Regions from separate parts of the Homo sapiens genome. Here region 1 is linked to region 2. Evidence: chromatin loops called from intact Hi-C (ENCODE). Cell type or tissue: gastrocnemius medialis. All regions are shown on one strand. Links, peaks and the distances in the headings refer to the core of each region. The heading gives the core; the rest is flanking DNA.

What was found. A loop is a pair of places that touch in the nucleus more often than their neighbours do. Peaks named below come from ENCODE experiments on the same cell type or tissue, not always from the same donor. Only the 100,000 strongest peaks of a DNase experiment are listed, where the experiment ranks them.
Region 1: a loop joins it to region 2, with 3 times the contacts of the local background. A loop is called at or near these places in 2 of 110 quality-filtered maps.

The regions. Positions count from the first base shown.
Region 1 is chr1:59,682,538-59,690,537 of GRCh38, forward strand. All of the region lies in intron 14 of FGGY (FGGY carbohydrate kinase domain containing), which reads left to right. Among named protein-coding and RNA genes, the nearest start is that of MIR4711, 47 kb to the right of the region's middle. In gastrocnemius medialis, for the core only: no CTCF peak of the experiment used is centred there; DNase peaks (open chromatin) are centred at 344, 3,854, 4,628 and 7,381; H3K27ac peaks cover 8,000 bases.
Region 2 is chr1:58,965,278-58,976,225 of GRCh38, forward strand. No RefSeq gene overlaps it. Among named protein-coding and RNA genes, the nearest start is that of LINC01358, 50 kb to the right of the region's middle. RefSeq lists an enhancer at 3,305-3,464. In gastrocnemius medialis, for the core only: a CTCF peak has its summit at 3,651; DNase peaks (open chromatin) are centred at 1,934, 3,574 and 6,584; H3K27ac peaks cover 8,000 bases.

The DNA.
Region 1 (8,000 bases), core at 1-8,000, 720 kb after region 2:
TGCAGTTACTGGATGCCCAGAACAGAGGGCTGTGTGGAGACTGCACAGTGACCCTGGAAGAAAAGGGCTGCACTGTTAACCCTATTCTCCCTCTCTCTAATCTCCTGCCTGCCTCACCATTGGCTGGAATCAGAATCAGAGAGCAAGGGAACCTGTTGATGTATTCTGTAGAAGGCCACATCTCTAAGCTCAGAGGAGGGTGGGAAGGAATCTTCAGAAGCACTTGGAGACATTCAACTGAGTCACCCACCCTGGACTATTCAGAGCGGTCTGCAGACTAGAGGGCAGTCTCTAAATGGTTTGTTCAGATTTGCTATGAAACAAGGAACTTGCATCAGAATGTAAATCAATTATGTCACCAAGTGTACTGTTTAGTTCAGCTGTCATTTTATTCATAGCAAGATGTTCTCAATGAAGGAACCGGTGTGCTGGCTTACATCCTGGGGCCAACTCCTTTCACCACAGATGGGCCCTTTGAATAGCACTAAACTAGATTCCTTGCTCTGTAGGTAATGATAAAAACGCTGGAATCCCTTTCCTTGTTTTGATTTTCCTACCTTAACTTCTGCTAAAGAGAAGAATAACGAGTATTTTTCTGTACCTACCCTGAGCCTGGCACTGTGCTAAGGTACTTTAGATGACATTTAATTCTTGCAAGTTAGATTATTCACTTCATCTTTACAGACAAGAAACAGGGCCAGAAAGTTTAAGTAATGTGCCTGTGGTCTAGCAAGTGAGAGAGCCAGCACTCAAATTCAGATCTTACTCCAAAGTCCATGCCCCTCACTGTTTGTAGGCTATCCCAGGACTGTGCTTAAAATTATCTGACATTAACACCAAGAAATAAAGCAGGGTTGTTGGGGGATTGCCTTATATGGAGACCTATGACTATGTTCTGTATACATATGCTATGCATGATTCCTGGGAATAGATAAAACCCAGCTCCCCCCAAATCAGATGGCACTGTTTGTGAATACGATGTTACTCCACGTTACAAGGCCTTGTCCAGCCCAGCCAGCCAGGTCAGAGATGAATTCAGTTTGTTTCTAAGTGGCTGTTGTCTGTTGCCATCTCTTTTTAAACCTGGGAGGTCAGGAAGAAGATAGGGAGAAAGAATTCATGAGAGGGATGCATTTCCTTAGAAATGTTATTAATTGGCTGGGCAAAACAAGAGAAGGAAATAAAATAGCTGCTCCTTACTAAGTAAAGGCATCTTCTTCCCTTATCTCATTAAAAATTAAAAGCACTCTTGGTTTAAGTAGGGCAAATTAGTAATTAAGTGCTATATAATGAACTTGTATAAACAGAATATTGAAGGGGAAGCCAAATTAATCACTCTGCTGGCTTGTTTTTGCCCCCATTAATGCACCTTTTACTCAGGTCCTTCCTGTGATACCAGGATGCATTTTCTGCTCTCCTCTGCTGCTGGAGATTGGGTGGGCTGTGATAGTTGGGCTGACAGATGACAGTGGACTAGATCTGGAAAAGTCATGTGTAGGGGCCTCGATGGCCATTTCATTTTTTAAGCCAAGGCTCATCAGCACAAGCCTGCATGTGACGGGAACAGCCTTAGACAGTAGCAGGGCAAGGAAGAATTAGACACAATGTCGGTACCCAAGGAATTCCCAGTCTACTGGTGGCGGGAGGTTGGGCACAGATGGATACAGTTATGAAAAAGTCTAAGGTGTAATGGCAAAGACTATTTCCTTGGACTCAAATCTTGGCTCAGCCACTTACCTTGGGTGAGTTACTTAGTTTCTCTGTGTCTCAGAGGCCTCACCTGTGAAAGATTCCATTGCAATTACTCTGCAATGGAATGATGGAGCATTTGAGGAGTGACTTCCACTGTCTTAAGAGGGCTGGGAAAGTCTTCCAGAAGAGGCAACCTTTGGCTGGTGACGGAGCTAGAACTCAGGGTACCGTGGGACCCCCCAGGCCTATGCTCCTCATCTTTGCAGCATAGTGCCTCCTCTGAAAGCGGAAGAAGGAGCTTGGGCCTCAACCCAGGACAAATCTCTCTCCATTTCAGCTCAACATAGTAAATATTAGTAATAACATCTGGATCCTCAGTCTCATGATATGTTAGCAACTACCTGCCAAGTATGTGGGGTGAGGAGTAGAAAGAGTAAGTGAGCTGAGTCCATCACAGGCTGGGTAAGATGAAATCAAATGGAGCAGCAGAAAGTAGCCCTCTAAGTCACCTTGCTGAACCTCACGGTGATGCCATCTCCTCGGCTTGCTAGCTGTGTGAACACACCTGGCTGGGCAAGCTACTTAATTTCTCTGATCTCAGTTCCATATTAACTGACCCCATTGAGTTTCTGCAAAGATTCTGTGAATGAAAGCACATTTAGCACAATGCCTATTCAGCAGAAAAGTACTATTATCATTCCCTGTGTTCATTTGATCTTCACCACAACCCTATGAGGTAGGTGGCATCATTGTGCCACTCTATTAAGCAAGAAATTGAGGCACCAAGCTATTGAAAATCTCGCCTAAGGTCATCTAGATGGTTAGTGGCAGAACGATGGTTTAAACTCAAGTGGTCTGGCTCCAGCCCTGCCCTCTGCGTATCCCCCACAGCCCTGTGCTTTGGAGGGCACCTATAGCTAGGTTTGCATGTCACATGCTAGAAATAGGGTAGACGCTTCTCAAGGATGTCCGGACCTCTCTCTCACTACTGAGGAAGAAGTTATTTCCTTCTGCTTGAGGGAATGGTGGGGCAGAGCCTACAGCTGTGGTGACCCTTTGACAGGTGGGGCAGGTAGAGCAGGCACAAGTGACTCACCAGGGAGCATTAGCCCTAGGATGCAGTAGGAATGCAGCTGCTGCACTGATCTTGGCAGTTTTGATTAGTGAACAGAATAATTTATTTGTCATTCATACTCTGCTTCCATAAAGGATTTAAGAAAGCTTACAATAAGTGACTAAATAGTTACTGGAATAAAACTCATAAGTTAGAAATGATGTAAAAAGAGGAAAATACACATATATATACATATAAACATGGGAAGATACCAGCAAAGGACAAGGTGATTTGATTCTGTATCAGGTAGGAGAAAAGTACTAGAAAAGTATTAGTATTAATATTTGTATTCAAAGTACTGCCAAAGAATGTTGAAAATCAGATTGTTTTAATTCTGGATTGGTGAGTGCCACACCAAATATCTATGGGACAGATCTGGCTTATCTATGGGTCTCTGATCTGGACTAGGCAGTTATTATTATTTTTTTTTAAATGAGGTCTCGCTCTATTGCCCAGGCTGGAGCGCAGTGACATAATCATGGCTCACTGCAGCCTCAAACACCTGTTCAAGCAATCCCCTAGGGGGTTACTTTGACTGAACTTCAGGCAACCAAGGCAAAACTGGGAAAAGTGTCAAGTCATATGGAGTCAAAGAATTATACCAATTCTTTGAAAGAGACCACATTTTTCCTTATACCAAATTCTAAAATCATTATTTCTTTAAAAATGAACTTAGAAATCCTTCCATGGAACTCTTATAGAAGAAGGCAGAATTCATTATATACCACCTTGCTGAGAGCCCAGATCATAACATTGAAACCTGACTTCGGGTCTAGGATAGGCTGGGTTTATAGCTTTTTGGAGATGTCACTTGACTCAGTGATAGAACCAAGAATACCCAGTTTGGTAGAGAGATAGCATGTCCCTTCACCTTTTTCCATGAATATTCCTTCCCTTGGCCAGCTTTGCAAACAAAGCTGTGTTACTGACCTAGGAGTGTCTCATAGTACCTCAGTACTAAAGCTTTTTACAAGCCTGGCATCAGAGAAGTGCTAAAATGAAGCACCCGTCAATCGAGAAGGGCAACAGATGTTGAAGCATATCAAATATCAGTAAACAGCAAGCCACAGAGACTGCTGAACTTGGCATCCTCATAGCAAAAATACCCTGTTGCCTTTAAGAGAGAACGCTGTGGACTTTTATAAACCACATTAAGTGATGTATTTTTTTCTCCATTTGGACAATTGCTACCCTATGAAATATTTTCCCTGAAAGATGGTCTGCTATCCTCTATTATTTTTTTTTAATCTCTACTTTTTTAAGGGCAAACTTAATGCTCACAGAGTGTTCTAGGCTCTCAGCCCTGGAAATATAGGTCTCCAGAAATTGAGAGGAGTTTCATATTCAGCTTATCTAGTACCCTCTCTTTTACTATTAGCCGTATGATTCATATTATAAGTAATAAATCGAGCTGTATTTCAATCCTGTAGCTGTGCACTAGATTAGTCCCTTTACCTCTCTAAGCCTGCTTACTCATTTGTATAAAAATAAGACTATTAAGAACACATACCTCATGCAATTGTTGTGAAAATTAAATGAGATGATATGCAAGAAGTATTTGGCACAGTTGCTAGTATGAATAAACTCTCAATGAGAGGTATACAAAATTATAGCAATATTTATGATGATATCTATCATTACTATTAGCTGACTATAAGTCACATGCTGTATTAATGCTTTACATATATTACTGAAAGGTGGCTGGGCTGGTCCTTTGCCTGTTTGCTCTCAGAGAGTGCTCCTTCCCCTGCTCTGCTGTGTGTTACACTTCCTAGGCTCTCTTGCACCTGGCCTCTGAGCAGGCTTGGCCATTGGGAGGTAATGGTGGGAGAATGACTGATGTGCAGGCAGAAGTCAGGTCATTTCTCCCCTTCACTACAGCAGCAGCTGCATTTTCTGTCTGATTCCAGCTCCCAGCCTCTCTCAGATCCCAGTTCTGGCCACTCAGCTTTTCTTTGGTTTCCGTTCTATACTGACATTCCCTGTTCCTGGCTCTAGTCACACCACTGCCTCCTGTCATCCCTTGATTCCTAAGAGGGGTAGCATCTGTCTGCTGTCGGTAACCTCTGTGTGGCTTCAACAACCTGTTGGGCTTCTAGGTCTCTTCTGTCACTAATGAAACTAATTTCTTTTTTTTTTTTGAGACACAGTCTCACTCTGTCGCCCAGGCTGGAGTGCAGTGGCACAATCTCGGCTCACTGCAAGCTCTGCCTCCTGGGTTCACGCCATTCTCCTGCCTCAGCCTCCCGAGTAGCTGGGACTACAGGTACCCACCACCACACCTGGCTATTTTTTTTTTTTTTTTAAGTAGAGATGGTGTTTCACCGTGTTAGCCAGGATGACCTCGATCTCCTGACCTCGTGATCCACCCACCTCGGCCTCCTAAAGTGCTGGGATTACAGGCGTGAGCCACCACGTCTGGCTGAAACTAATTTCTTATATTTAATTCCTCCTGTTCAAAGACCTAGAGTAGGTCTTTGGGCTACCTAGCTAACTTGACTGGTAGTCCAGCTACCTGACTGGACTCTGACTGATATCATTGCTTTTAACTACTAAAAGAAAAGGTAGTCCTTATAGAGAATTCACTTCTCCTCCTCTCCCTGTTGGAGTGAGCCAAGCCAACTGGAGAAGGGATGGCTGGTTATCATGGAGAGACGTTCACTTGGACTAAAGCTCAAAAGACAATAAATTGACCTAAGCATCTTTGATGAATACTGCCTATACACCCAGCTGAGTTTGGCATTGAGGCCAGGAGCCTCAGGTAGCTTACCCCCTCTCTGAGGAGACAAGATTCAAGTACAAGTCATAGCCAAGCACACTACAAGATAGTGTCTAGTCAGAAGGAATAGGAACTCCTCTTTCTTGAGCCAGAGCCCTGGACCATTCACTATTCTAGGTAAGTAACTATAATAGATATGTGATTATTCTCACATGAAAAATGAGGAAATGGAGGCTCAGAGAGGGCAAGTGATTTACCCAAAGTCACACTGCAATTAAGTAGTGGTCTTAGCAGCTTAAGTCTGTATGTCCTAGAACCTGTTTATGGGACTTATATCTGTTCCTCAAAGTTTTCTAATCTTTTTGTCAGTTTCAAAGCAGATAGTAAGAAAACTACATACATAATTCATATTGCCCTGGTCTTGTAGAAATGACCTTACAGAAACAATATTCAGCCTTATTCACCTAATTCTCAGAACAGGTTTATGTGGAAAGTTTATTGTGTTCATTTTTTACAGATGACAAAGCAGAATCAAAAAAGTAAAGGAATTTACCCAAGTTCATACCGAACGTTCATATTCAACCTGGAATTTGAATGCAGGTTTTTCTCTCCCCAAGCATATGCTCTTTCCACTTGGGGACGTCCAAGAACTGGACCATATGTAGTATAAGACCAAGTGTTTTTTAGAATTTTTTTTTTTTTTTTGAGATGGAGTCTCACTCTGTCGCCTAGGCTGGAGTGCAGTGGCGCAATCTTGGCTCACTGCAACCTCCACCTCCCTGGTTCAAGTGATTCTCCTACCTCAGCCTCCCAAGTAGCTGGGATTACAGGCACCTGCCACCACACCTGGCTGATTTTTGTATTTTTAGTAGAGACAGGATTTCACCATATTGGCCAGGCTGGTCTCGAACTCCTGACCTCAGGTGATCTGCCCACCTCGGCCTCCCAAAGTGCTGGGATGATAGGCGTGAGCCACCTCGTCTGGCCTAGACATTTTTTTAAAAGGTTGGGGAGAAAGGCCAGGTACCCTATCTTCCAGGAACAGACAGTTGGGTTAGAGAAGTATATATAAAGTGACCTGAAACCAGAGAGTGCTGTTGCATAATCTACTCTCTGGTAGTGACTACCAGCAGGAAAGAGTAGCCTGGCTTTGTGTAAGAAATGGGGCTTGAAATGGGCTGGAGTGGAAACATTAATTTAGGACAGGCAGAGAAGCAGCAGGAAGAGGGATTTTTAGATAAAGGTGCTGGTGAGAGCAAAGAAACAGATACAGACAGAACGGAGATCAACGTTAACTCCTGGGAAGGGTCCCAGTTCAGGAGTAGTGAAAAAGAAAGTTGGATAGATAGGACCACAGTTGATTACAGGTAGGGGTTGTTAACCACAAACAGATCAATTAGGAATTTGATCAGCAGTCTTGGGAGTACTTTTTGCTCAGTATTCCCTTATCCTTTAACTGTCTTTTAAAAAAATGTTGCAAGCTGATAGTCTCACTTTAAAAAAAAAAACGTTAAGTCCTTCTTAGATAATACTGCTTTCTGCTTAAGAAAAATAGCTTTTAAATTAGTTCAGCCTGTGAGTAATAATAAAAGTTTATTACTTATCTCTCACAGTTTTGAAGAGTCTCTAAAATAGAAGGGAATACTCTTTAAATGCCCCTAAAGTGCTATCCTCTTTCACTACAGTTCATTTGTGTATAGGGTGTTATAAAATCACACATTTGAGAATTTCAGGATGGAGAAAGCACCTTCTGAAGCAATGTCATTGAGAGATGGGGAGCAAGCCACTTTCTACCAGCTCAAAATCTACTCCCTCCTCCCTCCCCAACCCCTCCCTGACACCTGGGCCTAGAGGAGCCTGTGTGTTGGATAGAGTTGACGGCAGTGAAATTCCTACCAAGTTGGCCCTTTCAGTTTCACCTGTCAGTGTCTCTGATGAAGAGGGATCTTGACAAACCAGACTGGTTTGGATAATTGGACTACAGCAGTTGTCTTCATCTCAGTAAACTGACTAACCACTACAGAGGCTGGAGGAGAAATTTATAGAAAATCCTAAAATGGAAATTGAAGCAAGTGTTTCAATGACTAGGAAACAACAGGCTTTAGTGAGGTTCCAACATATTATAGTATGGTGGGGTGCTGGGACTCCTGTCTTCAAGGGGCCCCTAAAAGTGATAGAGGGGATTCATTTAGTATGCCCCAGCTGCCATTTAAGCACTTTGTGGTTATTGGCTCACTTAGTCCTCACAACGGTCCCATGAGATCCTGATATTAGTTGTACTTTGCACACAAGGAACCTGAATCACCAAGAGGCCACGCGCTTTCCCAAGCTTACATAGCTGGTAAAAGGTGAAGCTCAGATACAAACCCAGATTTTCTGACTCTGTGGTCTGTTCACTGTAAATACTGAAACCCATCTCTATAAAGCTCCTTTGGGAAACTCATCTTGGTGAGGCCCACCTCTACACGGCCCTAC
Region 2 (10,948 bases), core at 1,663-9,662:
CTCAGCAAGCTACTTACCCACTCTGGGCCTTGGTCTCATCTTTTAAATAGGATTAATAATAGCCACCACTTCCTAGGGTTTGGGAGAAGATTGCATAACTTAATAGAATGAACACACTCCTGGGCACATAGGAAAAGCTTAATTCATGTGACTGTTACAGTGATAACAATAATATCCTGTATTATTGTTACCACTGTTACTGTTCTCACTATTTTTATTATTGGATCTCAATAATCTCTGCCTCTCTAGTGGTGGCACCCAGAACACCTGCCCACATCTTGGTCCTGGGGAAAATGGGCAAAGTCCAGCATTAGAGAACAACTCCTTTGCCCTCCACAACTCTGTGTGGGCCAAAGTATGAAATATCTGTGGCTGGGTGGAATATTCTGGCAGATGCACTGAACACAGGACCTGGATGCTATGTGAACACGGCAGCCTGGCTGGGAAAGCTACCTGTCAGCCAGGCTCACTTCTCCCCTTAAATGGCATTCTCTTTCTTGGGGAAGAGTTTACCCACTCAGGGTTAGTGATTCCTATTCTCCTTGCAGGATGCTTGGACATGTGCTGTGTTGTTAATTCCTTTTTGTGGTCCTTCCTATTCAATCCATTTTACTGCCCTTCTTTGCAGGCCTTGAGCCCTAGAGAGCTAATGCCTAAGAACTATAATACATCACTCAGACTCCCTTATCCACTAACTTCTAGCTAGATTTGGTCAAAGGGAAGCTTTGGTGGGAGATAGGAGGCTGGGAGGAGAGAGAACCCAGGGGTCTATGCCTCCCTCCTTCCTGAACTCCTTTCTTGCTGCAGTCCCTGCATTGGCTGTGACCAGTATGGTGGTAACTCCCGGGGCAGGGGTGGGCAGGTTCTCTTTCTTAGCTCCAGCTCTCTCAGCCATCCCAGAACACATTCCTTCACTTCCCCTTCCCCCTTAGAGAGGTACGGGCCTTCCACTGTTGCTAGCTTGGGAGTGCATCAACTTCTCTTGCTGGCTTCCTTCACCTTGCCCTGACCTCTAAACACAATCCTGTTACTAAATTCTTTTCAACTAAGCCCTTCTGTGTAAGACTTGTTTCCTGCCATGATTCTGATCAGTACTTCCACGGAGGGTCTGCAAAGTACCTTAGAGACACTCCACCCTCGCCAAGAGCAGAACACAAATCTGCCCCTCTCCTTGCCCCCTGGTATCTTGGTGCCTTCCAAGAAGACAGGCAGAGGTCCCATGTGGGCACTTCTCCCATAGGCCCTGCCTATTTGACTGCAGAGCTGCAGAGGAAGCAGGCTCCATCACAGGTGGCCTCAGGGGCCATGGGGGTGGGGAGGTTGTGATTTTATTGCAAGAACAAAGACAAGTCATGGCAGATTTGGGGGCTGGGAAGTGCCATTATCTGATTTGTAATTTTAGAAAGATCGTTTTATCTTTCATGAGCAGAGCAGGTTCTAGAGAGTGAGTGCAGCCCAGGGAAGATATTTAGGAGACTGATGCAATAGTTTCTATTTGAGATTATGGCATGGCCACCATCAGAGACATCTGCCACCTCCATCATGAAGCCTCTGCCAATCACTCCACTTTGAATGAAATTCCTCCTTCCTTTTGTGTGCCCCAAACTTTGTTGTAGCATCTATCGCAGTCAGCCCCTGAGACCCTCTCCTCCTCTCTAGGGTGAGTTCCTTGGCCTCAGTGCTCACTCACTCCCAGGGTTCTAAGCTTACTGGGCAACGACATATCACTAAGCTGGCTGGTACTCTCTAGGCAAATGCAAATGGCTCAGAAGGTATAACACATTATGCCATCATCAACTATTAATATCTAATATCAGATCAGCCGGCATCATCTTGTCAAACTAGAAAAGAAAGTAAGCTTCTGCCAAACATCTGCCATGTGCTGGGCCACCTTCCAAAGATGCCTCATTCAATCCACCAGCAACCTGGGCAGTAGGTTCTCATCTCGCAATGTGGAAACCAAGGCCCAGAGGAGTGGCTGCCCAGCTTGTGAGTGACAGAGCCTGACTCAAACCCAGGTCTCCCTGTTTATTACAGAGGCAAATCAAGAAACATGCTGTCAGAAGAATGGGCCAAGGCTACTGAGGAAACTGGGCCTAGAAAGGTTAATTTGGATAATAACAAACAATTACAAATGGACAATAATGATATCTAGCTTCACACACTTTGTTGATGCCAACTGTCACCCACTGCTACAGCAGAGGGGCATGCTCCTGAGGCTGGGTTCCTCACTATTAGCTGTGGGACTGCACATGCACTTTACACTGCCTACTCAGGTTAAACATTACCTCCTCTAAGAAGCCCTCCTGGACCTCGCAAGTCCTGGATAGGTACACATGTATTTGCCTACAGAGGCCCTTGTAGTTGCCTCTACATACTTACATATGAGTGTATATAAATATACCTTACACTCTCTCTTTCTTCGTATGTATGGGATACATATACACATACATATATAGATATATACATACACATATACACATACAATATACATACATATATATGTATATATATGTGTGTATATATATAGTATATATGTATATTGTATGTGTATATACCTAACTAAAGCCTCAAGACTTCTGTTGACACCTCAAAGAGGGCTTGAGAGCTGTCCTCTATGCTGAAGACTGCAGAGAGGTGGAGGGTATAGACTTGTTTTCAGTGTTCTTGAGGGGGAAGGCCCAATAGGTGAAAGCTGCAGAGACATCAATTTTGATTCAGCCCAAGGAAAAACTTTCTAGTAGCGAGAATTTCCCCAGGATGCAGCAGGCTCCCTGGGGGAGCCTATGAGCGTGGGCTGGGAGAGGCAACTATGGAGAAGGCTACACTTTAAGTGGTGTAGGGAGGAGTGGGAACTGGATCCCTCTAATGGGGTCTTCTAGTTTTGTGATTGGGGGCTCTTTTACCATAAAAAAAACTATTATTTATTAACCTTCTATGAAGCGCTTATCTCCTTACAAACATGAATTCATTCAACCTCACATTGGCCCTGCAAGGTAGATATTATCCAGTTCATGGATAAGGAAATGAGGCTCAGAGAAGTGGGGTAGCTTGCTCATTAGAAATTGGCATAGAAACATGAGCTGCATCTCACACTAGAACTCCGTAGAATAAACCAGCTGCCCCCACTTTCCTCCAGCAGTTAGGTTCATACAAGTTTTACCCATGTCAGCAGCACAACAGAGTTCATTTGGTTTTGTTTTCATGTTCCTTTACTTCCTCTCCAGTATCTCTACCTTTTTCATGCTGAAAGTTGGCCAGCAGTCCAGACCATCAGATCTAATCTGCTCTGGGGGAGTAGGGGCCTGGCCTGGTTCACAGGCAGTCCCCAGACTGGGTGGTGCCTCCTGAACCCTCTTTATTCCTTCTAGAAGGAATCCACTGTTTACTACCTTGTTCCTGGACCTCTAGACACATTTATAAAGCCACAGAACCTGGGAGGGGTAAGGAGGTTACATGAAGCGTGGCAGCTACAGCTGACAGAAGGTTTCAGAAAGTCCTGTCGCTTCAGTTTCAAGTCTGATGAAAGAAAAAAAAAAAAAAAAAAAAGCTAAGCAAAGCCCAACGAGGCTGCCTGCCAGGAGTCTGTGAAACATGGCCCAGGCCAAAGCCAGTGTCAGCCAAGAGGGAAATTACAGGCCTTAAATGGCAGACAAGTCTGCAAAAGCCTCCTAGAGTTGTGTTTGGCAAATGTTTGTTTGCATACATGTTTGTTTGTGTGGATGTGTTTTTCAGCATGTATTTTTTTTTTTAGTTATGTATTTAGCTCTAAGATCGTTTTTAAAAACAATGTCAAAATTGTACTTTAAAATAATTTATTCCTGGTGAATATTTGGAGCAATTCCATTCAGTTTAGTTCAAGTCAGCAACTATTTACTGACAGTCTATTCCATGCCAGGCACTGAGATTGGCACTGGGCATCCTGGGTTGCTAAAGGGGCTGCCCCATTCTGAGCTAGCTCAGTGGCTGCTGTAGAAAAAAGTCAGCCCAAATGCCCATCAATGATAGACTAGATAAAGAAAATATGGTACATATACACCATGGAATACTATGCAGCCATAAAAAGGAATGAGATTATGTCCTTTGCAGGGACATGGATGAAGCTGGAAGCCATTATCCTCAGCAAACTAACACAGGAACAGAAAACCAAACACCACATGTTCTCACTCATAAGTGGGAGCTGAACAATGAGAACACATGGACACAGGGAGGGGAACAACACACACTGGGGCCTGTTGGGGGAGGGGAGTGGGGAAAGCATTAGAGAAAAGAGCTAATGCATGCTAGGGTTAACACCTAGGTGAAGGGTTGATAGGTACCACAAACCACTGTGATACACATTTACTTATGCAACAAACCTGCACATCCTGCACTTATACCCCAGAACTTAAAAGATAAAAAAATTAAAAAATTAAAGCAAACAACAAACAAACAAACAAAAGTGATAATCAGGTGAGAGAATGAGGAAGAGGAATATTGTTTTCTAAATGAATATAATAGTTGGCTTTATTTTACAGTAAACATGTAGTTTCAAAAATATTAAAAACAAAGCACAGACAACTTGACAAATTACCATTTGTTCCACCACCTAGAATTAACTAATTTTTATATTTGTCATATTTGAATTATACATTTGTATGTGTATAAAAATTTTTAAAGTGTTATTAATAAAGCTGTGGTTCTCCTCCAAGAAAAAAGAGAAAAAGACACATGCATGGAAAAGAATCCCAGAGGACCCTTGGGCCCAGATCATTTCAGTCCGGTGTGGCTGGGACAAAAGAGGGAGAAGCCTTAGTTCTTGGGGGAGAAGGAGTCAAGTAGGACTTTACAGGCATACAAAGGTCTGGAGGGGGCCCTTCCAGGTACAGGAAAGAAACCTAGGGGAGCTCATCTGAAGGTCAGGGATGGATGACTTGCTCAAGGTCCCACAGCTAGAAACTGGCAGCCTGAAGATTTGAACTCAGGTCTGTCACATTCTTCTCCACCCCAGCAAATAAACCTGAAGGTGAAAGCTGTGTGATTTGGCTGGAGGGCTATGTCCAGCCTCTTTAAATCCTTCCCATCCCTTAAGGACTAGCCAACTCTTACAAATTCTCAGTAGGCTAATCTAATATCCACTGCTGAGTTCCTAGAAAATATGTGCCTCAATATTGCTCGTTATCTTTTAATGAAGCTATGCTTTTCTCTTCAACAATATAAATACATATAAACATTTATTTCATTTTTAAAAAATAAAATAAAGATTTGTGGTTTTCCACTCTATGTCATGACAATGTTTGGCAAAAGAGATAGGAAGAATGATAAAACCATCTTCATGGGTAGAAATAATTTTAAATTCTGTTTTACTTCCGTCACACACAGCAGGTACTCAATAAATACTTGCAGTGCTGGCCTGGCTAGGCTGTACTTTTTTATGACAGTGTATTAGTCAGATATTGCCACCATCATGCTGGGTAACAAACCACACGAAACTCAGTTGCTTACAACTACAAGCATTTATTTTTCTCACTGAGAGTTGGCTGGATACCTCAGGTTCAAGGTGCAGGCCCAGGGCTTTGGGTCAGTTTGAGTCTGCTTCTTTTGTCTCATTCTGGGGGCCAGGCTGAAAGAACCTCAGACTTGCCCTTTTCATGGTGGTAAATGAGACATGAGACAGGAGCAGAAGCAAGAGATAAGTAGAAACAGATCAAGCTTCTTGAGGTCTCAGCCCAGAACTGTCATGCTGTTGTTTCCACCCCCATAACTTTGCCCAGGGCAAGTCAATGGTCAAGCCCAATATCACTGCACAGGAAGACACATTTGCCCACTCTAGGGGGAGGCACAGCAAAGTCAGATGGCAAAGGGTATAATTCTAAAAGAAACAGAACATGAAGAACTGAAGAAAGATTCTAGGATTTGAAGGTAGACTTGACTTCAAATCTGAATTATCATTTACCTGCTTTGGAGACTAGAGAAATCGCTTAACCTTTTTGCATCTGTCTCCTCATCTGTTCTTACCTCTCTGGGGTGTAATAAGACTATTTCCCATCCTCACTTACTGAGTGCTGACAATGTACCACTCACTGAGCTTAGCATTTTATGAACATCATCACACATAAGACAGGTAAGGTAGGAATCCATCTCCCATTTAATAGATGAGGAAACTGAGATTGATAGATGTTAAGTGACTTGCCCAAAGTCACACAGCTACATTCGAAGTTTCATGCCAGGTCTGTGTCACCTCTACTTAATGTAAATAAGGCGTGTACACTGTCTGCCACATAGAGGGTCCTTGTTTCAGGTGAATTTCTGTATCTTTCCCTCTTAGAGAGTCCTGGAAACTTCTAGGTCGCTGGACTTTTACTTTCTGATGAACTTCACCCAAGCTGATGTGACCAGCTACCATCACCCAAGTTTCAAAGTTCATTGTTGCTTAAAAAAAATAAGGCTATTATTAGCAGCAATCAGAGGGCAATCACATTTCCCAGTCAGGAGTCTTTGGGAGGAAGGTTGTTTGAAGCAATGCCTGGATGGTGTTTGTGGTGCCACATGTCTGGTGTGGAGGCAAATTTCGTAATGGCCATGCCTGTCAGGTGATGCCGAGACCTCTGCTCAGAACAGATATCTTTCCAGTCGGGAGTGGCTGCTCTGACATCGCTGGGGAAGGACAGCTAGCAGCTGCTCTTTTGCAAGACTTGATTCATACAGCATGGAAGATACTAGTAAGAGCAAGTCTTTAGATAAGAGACCTGATTTAAATCAGGGTTGTGCCTCTGACTGGCTGGGTGGCCTTGGCCCCTGGTGATGCTGTTCCCTCTGCCTGCACACCTCCTCAGGGCCAGCTCTCCACCTTAGTGTCACTTCATCTAGGAGATCTTCCCTGACGTTCTCAAGCTAACACACTGGACACCCCCAGGCTCTGCACTTAGATGATCTTAATTGCTTGTTTAATTGGCTGTCTGCTACAGGATAAGTGTTGTTTGAGAACAAGCCCTGATCAATGTTTGCCACTGAAATCCTACTTCCCAGAATGATGTCTAGTGCATAGTAGGCACTGTAGGAACATTTATTTATCTAATGAATTCAGTAATAAACTACTAAAAGCATACTGTTGATTTGTAACCTTTTGGTGGTGGATCCAATATTGTCTGTGCTATGGAAGCCCCTTGGCTCTAAATCCTTGCTAATCAAAGTGTGGTCCTTGGATGGACCTACATCACCTGAGGGCAGCCCAGTAGTTTTAACTGTGCAGATCCTGAAGAGGTACGGGTACTGCTTGAACAGTATACCATTCATTGAGATGGACAGATGATGATCTATTTGTTAAGAAATAAGTTGTCAAAACCTTGCTAGTGACTAGCTTCAAGAGCATGCCAGATGCCCCATGGTCCCCAGGGTGATTTTTTTTTTTTTTTAACTATCTACCAGGAGAAGGGGATGAGCCAGTGCTTATTGTCTAGTCTCACTTCTGGTCTGTGAGGCAGATATCATCATCTCCACTGTATGCAGGAGGAGGGTGAGGTCCAGAGAGATTAAATCACTTGCCCAAGTTCACACAGTTGGGAAGAGGCAGAGTGGGGATATCCCCTTTACATCAAGCTGACTCTCCCAGGAAAGCTACCCTTTTAACTCTGACAGTAAAACCTCTGCCTTATTCCACATTCTGTCCTTAAATCCTCTTCACACAGGAAAAGCTACATTCTCTGAAGCATGTGAATGGGCCCTTCTGGGTCTTCTACTAAATATATACCCCATGGCTCCCTCCATTCTAGCCATGATGGCCTGATTTCTGTCTCTTGAATACACCAGCTGATGCCTGTCCCAGGACCTTTGCAGTTCCTCCTGCCTGCAGAGTGTCCCCAGATCTCCCCATGGTTGCCTGCTTCTCATCATTCAGGTCTCACTCTGTGTCACCTCTTCAGAGAGACTTTCCCTAAACACTCTAGGGAAAGCAGTCCTCCTCCGCCACCAACAAACATTCATTCTCATTCCCATTTTATTTTTTTTCCACATCACTTAATTTATGCTAAATTACCATGGGCATTCATTCAGATGTCTTTTTTTCTCTCCATTAGAGTGGATGTTCTTTGAGGTCAGAGTTCTTGTCTGGTTTTGGTTTGCACTATTCCCAGGCTAGTGAATTGTAAGGATGATTCTAACACATTCTTGTGTTGAGACGTTTTTGTATCCAGTGGATTTATATCAGGGCTTGCATTGGCTTCTTGTCTTCAGAAGGAGAGCAGACCCTTGTCCAAGTGTCCAATCATGCTTCAGGGTGTCAGAGGGGCTCCGATTAGCTGTTCAGGTGGGGTCTTATCAGGGTGCATGCAATTATCCATGCAATTCCTGACCCCAGAAGGAAGTGATCCTTTTCATCATTTGCACCCTGATAGGACCCCACCCAAACAGCTAATCAGAGCCCCTGTGACATCCTGAAGCATGATTGGACACCTGGACAAGGGGTCGGCTCTCCTGCAGACGAGAAGGCAATGCAAGCCCTGACATAAATCCACTGGATACAGTAATGTCTCAACACAAGAATGTCTTAGAATCATCCATACAATTCACCTGAATTTGCCCTTGAGTCTATGCTTTCTGAGGGGAGGGATAGTATCTACTTTCCTTACTGCCAGCACATGTCATCTGCCTACCTCTTTAGAAGGGAGCATCTGGTAAGTATTTGTTCCTTCTCTGACCTCTCTGGGTCTCAGCTGAGAATGTTAACAATGATAGACATAACTTTTGAATGCCATCGTGTTTTTCTCTGCTTGAGTCAGGTACACAAAGGAAAATAAAATTAAACCAGAAAGGAATGGAGGGAACCCATCTTTTCTTTCTGTTTGAGTATGCCAAAGCCCAGACTTGGGATCTTGACCTGGAGGAAGCCACCCAATTGCTGGACTCAGAATGACCTGATTTCTGCTTTTTATAAATAGGAAGTCCCATTGTCCATTTAGGCCTCACCATTGTTGAACTGCCCTGTTATATCCACACCTACTTCTTCTGTGGAACGTCCAAAGTGATACAGAACTCTGTACAACCCACTGAGTGGGCATGGAACCCAGCTGTACACCTCCATTGCTAGTCTTGAATGAGTTAGCTCATAGAGATGGAATTTGCAAACTAGTCTCTGAACATAGTCTGGCTCCTAACAGACCACCTTTCTAAATGATGTGGAGTTCTGAAGCATTTCTTGGACAGTTTGATCCACGTTGAGTGGAGAGGGACAATGGGTTGGTCCTAGAAGGTACTGAGGGCCCACGCTCTGTGAGACACTTTGTATACATGATCTTTAATTCTCACAATAGCCTTTATTATGCTATGCATTTTACAGATGAGGAAGCTGACGCCCAGAGAAGCTAAGTTACTGCCTCACTGCCTCACAGCTAGTAAGCAGCGAAGCCTAATGCTTGGTCTTCCAGTCCAGACTTAAGTTTAGAGCTGAGGAACTCCAGCTTAGATGCTAAGTGGCTTGGCTGAAAGGCCACATCTCATATCCCCCTGATAAGTGGCAGAACCAGTATCTAAACCCAGATGCTTTATTCCCAAACTCTAAGCTGCCTGTTACCCTACACCACCTTTTCTTTGTAATAATGTGGGACTCAATTTGCCTAAAGTCACGTGGAGAATCAGAGGGAGCTTCAGGACAGGGCCAGCTCTCTTGACTCCTGGTTTAGTGTTTCTTCCTGAGACCACATCACCTGTCTGCCCTATGCACTGACATGGAAAAGCATTTCCAGAGAACGGTCTCAAGGCTGATGCCAGAGGACAAGGCTGATCCCTGAAGACTCAGGCTTCTTTCAAGGCCAGTGGGGTCACCCTACGAAGGCTTTTCACCCTCCTCTAAAGCACTGTTCCTGTGTTTAGTCTGGTCTGCCTCCAGGGGCAAGATGATGGAATGGATAATTGCCCTGGACAGTTTCTGTCACTTGAATGCCAATCTGCCATTGTGTTTTCCCTTTGCCAGAGAGTCTTCATAGCTGGAATAAAACCCATGACATAGGCACTGGAGGAAAAGAGAGATTGTCTACAATTCACACCAAATAATTGAGGGGATGGAGTGACTTCCCTAGGAAGCCAGACTGAATAGTTCCTACAGTCTCTAAAATCAGGGAATTGCAGTCTTGGAATGATGCTTAGCAAGCTGCCTTAGTTCAGCTGCTATAACAAAAATACCATAGGCTAGGTGGCTTATAAACAACAGAAAATTATTTCTCACAGTTCTGAAGGCTGGAAAGTCTAAGACCAAGTTGCCAGCAGACTCAGTGTCTGGTGAGGGCCCACTTCCTGGTTTATGGACCGCCATCTTCTTGCTGTATCCTCACATGATGGAAGGGATAAGGGACCTCTCTGGGGTCTTTTTTATAAGGGCACTAATCCCACTCATGAGGATTATTCCCTCATGAGGGTCATGCCCTCTTGACCTAACTACCTCCCAAAGACCCCACCTCCTGATACCATTACCTTGGAGTTAGGTTTTAACACATGGATTTTGGAGGGACACAGACATTCAGTCTACAGCAAAAGCCTAAGCAATTGCAGCTTAATAGCTAGAGTCAGGTCTGAGTTCCAATATTCTTCTGCCTCTTCCCACTTACTAAATTATACCTGTAAGTATAATAATAATAATACTGACTTCTTAGGATTGTTGTGATTTTTAGCATGAAATAATATATGTGATATGCCTGGCCCAGAGAAGACAAGCAATAAAGAGCAGTGTGTGTGTGTGTGTGTGTGTGTGTGTGTGCGTGTTTGTTTGTGTGTCTTCCTCCTTACCGCTTCACTGTGTGTACAGAGAAACTAGAGCCAGAGACAGAAGTTGTGACATGTACAGACACGTGGGAGTTAACAGCAGAGCCAGGACTTGAAGACTTATCTCCAGTCTCCCAGGCCAGTGTTCTTATTTCACATCATAATAACAAGGTTGCAATTTGTTAAACATGTCCCTAAATTGTGGGCCTCAGAAGCA